Regions from separate parts of the Mus musculus genome. Here region 2 is linked to region 1. Evidence: chromatin contacts called from ENCODE POLR2A ChIA-PET data. All regions are on one chromosome and are shown on one strand. Each heading gives the region's core, a stretch centred on a gene start or an enhancer-like site at or near the end of the contact. The rest is flanking DNA. Distances are from core to core; before and after follow the strand shown. Region 1 holds the start of Miga2 (mitoguardin 2). Region 2 holds the start of Ntmt1 (N-terminal Xaa-Pro-Lys N-methyltransferase 1).

The links. ChIA-PET counts read pairs that join two places held with the same protein, here RNA polymerase II (POLR2A).
Region 2: POLR2A ChIA-PET joins it to region 1 with 11 read pairs in embryonic stem cell. The contact joins the promoter of Ntmt1 here to the promoter of Miga2 in region 1. POLR2A ChIA-PET finds 5 or more read pairs at or near these places in 2 of 5 experiments (Patski and embryonic stem cell).

The regions. Positions count from the first base shown.
Region 1 is chr2:30,362,856-30,365,782 of GRCm38, reverse strand. It overlaps Miga2 (mitoguardin 2), which reads right to left and starts at 1,550. Exons shown (of 16, transcript NM_001242407.1): 1 at 1,478-1,550.
Region 2 is chr2:30,806,497-30,809,423 of GRCm38, reverse strand. It overlaps Ntmt1 (N-terminal Xaa-Pro-Lys N-methyltransferase 1), which reads right to left and starts at 1,456. Exons shown (of 4, transcript NM_170592.3): 1 at 1,341-1,456.

The DNA.
Region 1 (2,927 bases), core at 301-2,800:
ACCCACTAAGACCCAAAGCCAGATGAGATGTTTGATCACATATTCTGAGACCCCAAGACCCTGCAGCAGGGGTCTTGTTCAAGTTCAAGGATGCTTTCTGAGATCTTCAGAGGAAGGAACACCATAGGCCAGGACAGACCCTGTCTCTCTGGGATGATGACCAAAAGTCACTAGGCCAGCACAAGACATGAACAAGGAACAGATTATCCTTGGTGAGTGGGGGAAGGCATACAGCCCTATCAGGCTGGCCCTAGGGCTGTGGGGGGAGGGGAGAGGGCAAGAGGGCTGGCAGGCAGAGTGAGGTTCAAGGGCTAAAGAAATTGCCACACTGTCAAGGGCAGGGTACATTTTTGCCTAGAGGTTAAGTGGGCTATGATGTGCCTCCAGCCTGGCAGGGCACTGAGTGAGAGACAAGGACATCAAATAGCAGGAGATATACTTCTCAGAGCATTTCAACAAGCCAGCGCACTAGCTCTCTGTGAGGCCTCAGTGGAGTCCTTCTCAGAGCACGCAAGGATAGGAATACTGAGGCTTTGAGAGATGAGGACCGAGGCTGGGCCGAGCACCCTAGCCATTGCCTGCTGCTTGCTTGTATCAAACCTGAGGGCCTTGAACGTCTGGGAAGGCCACCTGGTATTAGAGGTGAGCCTATTCTAGGATCCAGGCAGGAGGAGAGAGGGAAGGGGAGGCCTGGCATCTGTTTGCAGGTGAGTCCAGTTAGCCTTGTCTGTGCCCAAGAGGAAGGAAGGGTCCAAGCTCATCATCATATCCTACCTGTCTCTCTATTCTAATGCTGGCCACCAATCCTGCTCCACATTCTTGAGCAGGTAGGTTATCTGCTCCTCCACCCTGGCACCTTAGGCCTGATATCCCGGCTTTCCAATCCAGGCCCTCCTCTTTTGTGCAAGCCAACCCTACTAATTGGCCTGAGCATTCTCTCGTCCCACTTTGACCTGGCTGTGTTATCAGAACCAGGCAGTACTACAGCTCACTCTGCCTCATGTCCTGTTTGTCCCACCCCTGCACATCTCTGTGGGATCCCACGCAGCCGGGCATTGGGCAACCCCACAGTGAACATCAACAATATTCCAAGCTTCAGTATCTGCTCCTTGCGGAGCCTGGGCAGGGACCTTCCTGCTTTGGCCCCGACCTCCCTAGGACATCCTTGACCGCTGTCCACATACAGCGCTGCCCACAGCCGGCACACCTGGGGGGGGAGGTGCCCGCGACCATACTTTTAGATGCTCGCAGCGTTCCAGGCCCGGGAGTCTCCTCTCTGACCCAGCTCCTTTCTCGTTCCACCCACGGAGCCACGCATCCTCTCGAGCCGCCTGGTCCAGGGGATCCACTCATCCCACCTTGGACACCTTCGCGGGCTGGCTGGATCGCAGACCCCGGCGTGGGCCGGGTTCCATGCTCCGCAAGCCTCGCTTCTAGCCCTGCTGATCTGGTCGCCCGCGCAGTGGCCGTCACTCACCAGGGATCCCATCGCTGGGGAAGGGCAGCGTCTCCTTTCCAGGCGGCAATACAACCAAACCACGCCGCTGGATGGGGAAGGCGTGGCCTCGGGCCGGCCAACACAGCTCTGACCAATGAGCGTCTCCATATCGCTCCGCATCGGCGAGGCCCTTGGCCAATGGGGTGAGCTACGTGATCACGCAGACTCCGCCTCCCTCGCTTTTCGCACCGCCCCCTAAGTGTGGTTGCAGTGTGGAATGTCCTCTTCTCTCCTCCGATTGGTCACTAGGATTAGACAGACACACGGACACTAAAAAGGCGGTGGAGTTAGTGGACACCTGGGGCTTTCTGGGAAGCAGCTGCTTAGAGAGTCTCTGCCACACGCTGGTCCTCAGCGTTGTTGTCACTGGGATGTCACACCTGATTACCAAACTCCTGCGCTACACATACTCTCACACCAACAGGCACACACGCATGCACGCACACGCACATCTACAACCCTTATTTATGCATGGTTTGGTTTGGTTTCTTGGTTTTGGATTTTTTTTTTTTTTTTTTTTTTTTTTTTTTTTTTTTGAGACAGGGTTCCTAAAGGATCTATGCTTTGGAGACTAGCAGGTTTTGTATGTTTGTTTTTTAGTTTGGTTTGGTTTGGGGTTTTGGTTGGTTGGGTTGGTTTTTGGTTTTTTTTGTTTTGTTTTGTTATTTTCTGAGGCGATTTTTTTTTTGTGTAGCCCAGGCTGTCCTGGAACTCCTGCCCTCTGTTGGGATTAAAGCCAGGTGTCACCACCGCACTGCCCGCTGATCTTGAATTCTTGATCCTCCTGCCTCCAATCGCCTGAAGTGCTGGAATTATTGGGGTTTTTTTTGTTTGTTTGGTTGGTTGGTTTGGTTTTTTGGGTTTCTCTCTCTCTCTCTCTCTCTCTCTCTCTCTCTCTTTCTTTCTTTCTTTTTCGAGACAGGGTTTCTCTGTGTAGCCCTGGCTGTCCTGGAACTCACTTTGTTGACCAGACTGGCCTCGAACTCAGAAATCTGCCTGCCTCTGCCTCCCAAGAGCTGGGATTAAAGGCGTGCACCACCACTGCCCGGCGAAGTGTTGGAATTATATACAAGCATGTGAAACTCTGCCCAGCTACATCCAAATTCTAAATTAGTAAATAATTATTATTTGAATATCAGGGGAAAAAAATAAAGGCCAAAGTGAACTTTTTTGGTAAAAGGTGCAAGTAGTGCCTATATAGGCCAGAAGAGGGCGACCTCTGATCGCCTGGAACTGGAGTTACAACTGAGAGGAATTCTGTGGGTGCTGGGAATTGAACCCTAGTTCTCTGCAAGAACAATACACTGGGCTTACCAATTGAGCCATCTCTCCAGCCTCCAGTTACTGATCCTTTTCAGCCAGTGTGAGTTACTGAATAAAGACATGCAATTATAAATGGCTTTAACAGGACAGAGCTGGATGCTGTCTG
Region 2 (2,927 bases), core at 207-2,706, 440 kb before region 1:
GATGCCCTCTTCTGGAGTGTCTGAAGACATCAAAAGTATACTTGCATACATATAACAAATTTTTTTTTTTTTTTTTTTTGGTTTTTTGAGACAGAATTTCTCTGTGTAGCCCTGGCTGTCCTGGAACTCACTCTGTAGACCAGGCTGGCCTTGAACTCAGAAATCCGCCTGCCTCTGCCTCCCAAGTGCTGGGATTAAAGGTGTGCAGCACCACTGCCCGGCAATAAATAAATCTTTAAAAAAAATCTTAAAACACAATTTTTCTCTCTGTCTTTCTGTCTGGTTTTTGAAATAGGGTTTCTCTGTGTAGCCTTGACTGTCCTAGAACTCATTCTGTAGACCAGGTTGGCCTCAAACCCAGAGATCCACCTGCCTCTGCCTCCTGGATGCTGGGATTAGAGGCGTGTGCCACCTCTGCCTAGTTCAAACATAGTTAAAAAGATCAAGTAAGGAAAACGTGTTAAAACCTCCAAATCACACAGACCCTGGTAAAGCTGGAGCCCACCTATGAGATCATGTGGCCTTTGGTCAGTCCAGAAGATGCAAACACAAGCTCCGGGTACACCCAGAACCACACACCTGCAGACTCTGACCTTTTGATTATGTGGCTCTGGCCTTCAGGAAAGCATCCCCCCTCCCCCCAACACACACACAAGCACACACACAGGAAAGCCAGCTTAAGGAAACGATGTGCCTTAAAACAGCACTTGGGAAAGGACCAAAAGTTAGGAGAGGATTTAGGCTTCTCACTTAGACCCCAGTCACTGAGTGCCCCACCCCATACATCATTGTCATCAGTTACAGCACCTGTCCTAGGCCCTTATCAAAAGGATTAAAGACCAAAATGATCACACAGTTGGTGGAGCAGCAAAGCCTGGAGCATCTGGAAAAGATGGCAGGCAGCCTTGCAGAAGAGAGGCTGACCTTGGCCTCAAGGGCTCATGACAGTAACGATGTTGGCCAGAGCTGGAGGCAGTTAAACGTGATGGCAACCCGTGCAACCAAGCACTTAACTGCGAGGACTTGAGCCAAGCACGGCGCCGATTCCACACACCAACCTTGCAGTGGCTGCTTTCCTTATCTCAGAGGGGAAACTGAGGACTGGAAAGTGATGTACGGGCGCGAGTGAAGATACGTCTTGCCAGCCTCCACCAACGTGGCTTCCTCCAACCCAATCCGTGGTCACCAGAGTCCCTGCCCAGGTCTGATCGGTGAACCTCCATGGGACGTGCACGTGGGCCAGGGCCAGGCCCAGGTCACTTGACGACGGGGCCTCACCGCTTCAGGCAGTTGGGGTGAGCACCTCCCTCCTCCCTGGCCGCGTCCCTCGCGATACTTACCTGGGTCGGGGCTCCAGGGACCCGAGAGAAAAGGACGGGTTGAGAAGGAGGCTGGCAAAGACCGTAGCCCACAGCAGCCGCCACCACTCTACCGGACCAGACACCTCGCGGCCTCTGCCTTTGTCCGCACACGTCACTTCCCCGAGCCTGGAGGGGGCTGGACTCAAGATCGCTCCGCCCCGAGGCCAGTTCACTCCGCCCCAAGACTAGCTCATCCCTCTCCACAGACAGATAGCCCCTCCCCAGGGCCAGATCGCCGCGTCCCACAGGCAGCTCACGTCCAGATCGTCCCTCCCCCACAGCCAACTCCGCCCTCTCCAGGGCCTGCTCACACCTCTCCACGCCCCCACAGCCAACCCCGCTCCACGGCCTGCTCACTCGACACGCCCAGAACTTCTCTCCGCGCGACTAACTCGCCCCTCCCCACGCCCAGCTCGCCCAAACACAAGACCAGCTAGTTCCGCCCCACGGCCAATTCGCCCCTCCCCATCGCTACCTCGCTTGTCCCCGAGGCCAGTTCACCCCGCCCCCTGGCCAGATCGCCGCACTCCAAGGTTTGATCGCCCTATTCTTCGGCCAGATCGCCTTTTCCTTCGGGATCCTAACCCAGTTTTTTGCCTACGCGCAGGGACTTCATGATGAAGGATCCACAGCTGATATCTCACACACTTGAGGGTGTAGCTCTTTTAAGACAAGAGTCCAACTGAGTTCTGGCCGTAAACTTCAGGATCCTTCTGCATCATCGACGTGGTTGCTGGGGTTACAGGCACGCGCCTCCATGCGCCACAAGGCTGGATTCTTAAAAACCAACATCATGAGAGTTTTCCACCCTAAAAGGAGAATTAAGCCGGGCGTTGTTGGCGCACGCCTTTAATCTCAGCACTCGGGAGGCAGAGGCAGGCGGATTTCGAGGCCAACCTGGTCTACAAAGTGAGTTCCAGGACAGCCAGGGCTATACAGAGAAACCCTGTCGGGGGGGGGGGGGGAGGAGGATTAAAAGCCATTGTTGCTCAAATCCACCCATGCCCACTAGTATATTAAAATAATATATCAACCCAGGAAAGAGAACAGGAAAGAAAGGCTTTGACAGAGGTAAGGATTGCCAGGCCAAATAAAGCAGAAATCTAGAAGTTTGCCCTCCTGAGGACCGCCCTTCCCTATCCACTCAGACAATCTGCACCGGGTCTTGAAGGAAAGATGAGCTTGCTGCATGCAAACCCCCTCTAACCGCCTCGGAGTTCTAAGTTGCCTCTTCTAACTGGTGGATGTAATGATTCAGCTACAATACTCTGAGGGTTAAATTTGTGGGATTTGCGAGTTTAGGCTAGAGTCTAGTGGGGCTTGCAGGCAATGAAGGTTATCATAATAAGTATTTTTGCCTTAAGCTCACCTCTGTTGGCTGACACACCGGCTGTTAGACATACTTGTCATGCCTCCTGGGCTCTGCATTACAGTAGGTGCTTAAAGTTGTGTTTTGCTTTTACTTATTCTTTTTTTTTTTTTTTTCCTTTTCTGGATCAGTGCCTTGCTAGGTAACCCAGGATGGCCTGAAACTCACAGTGATCCTCCTGCCTTTGAAATGCTGGG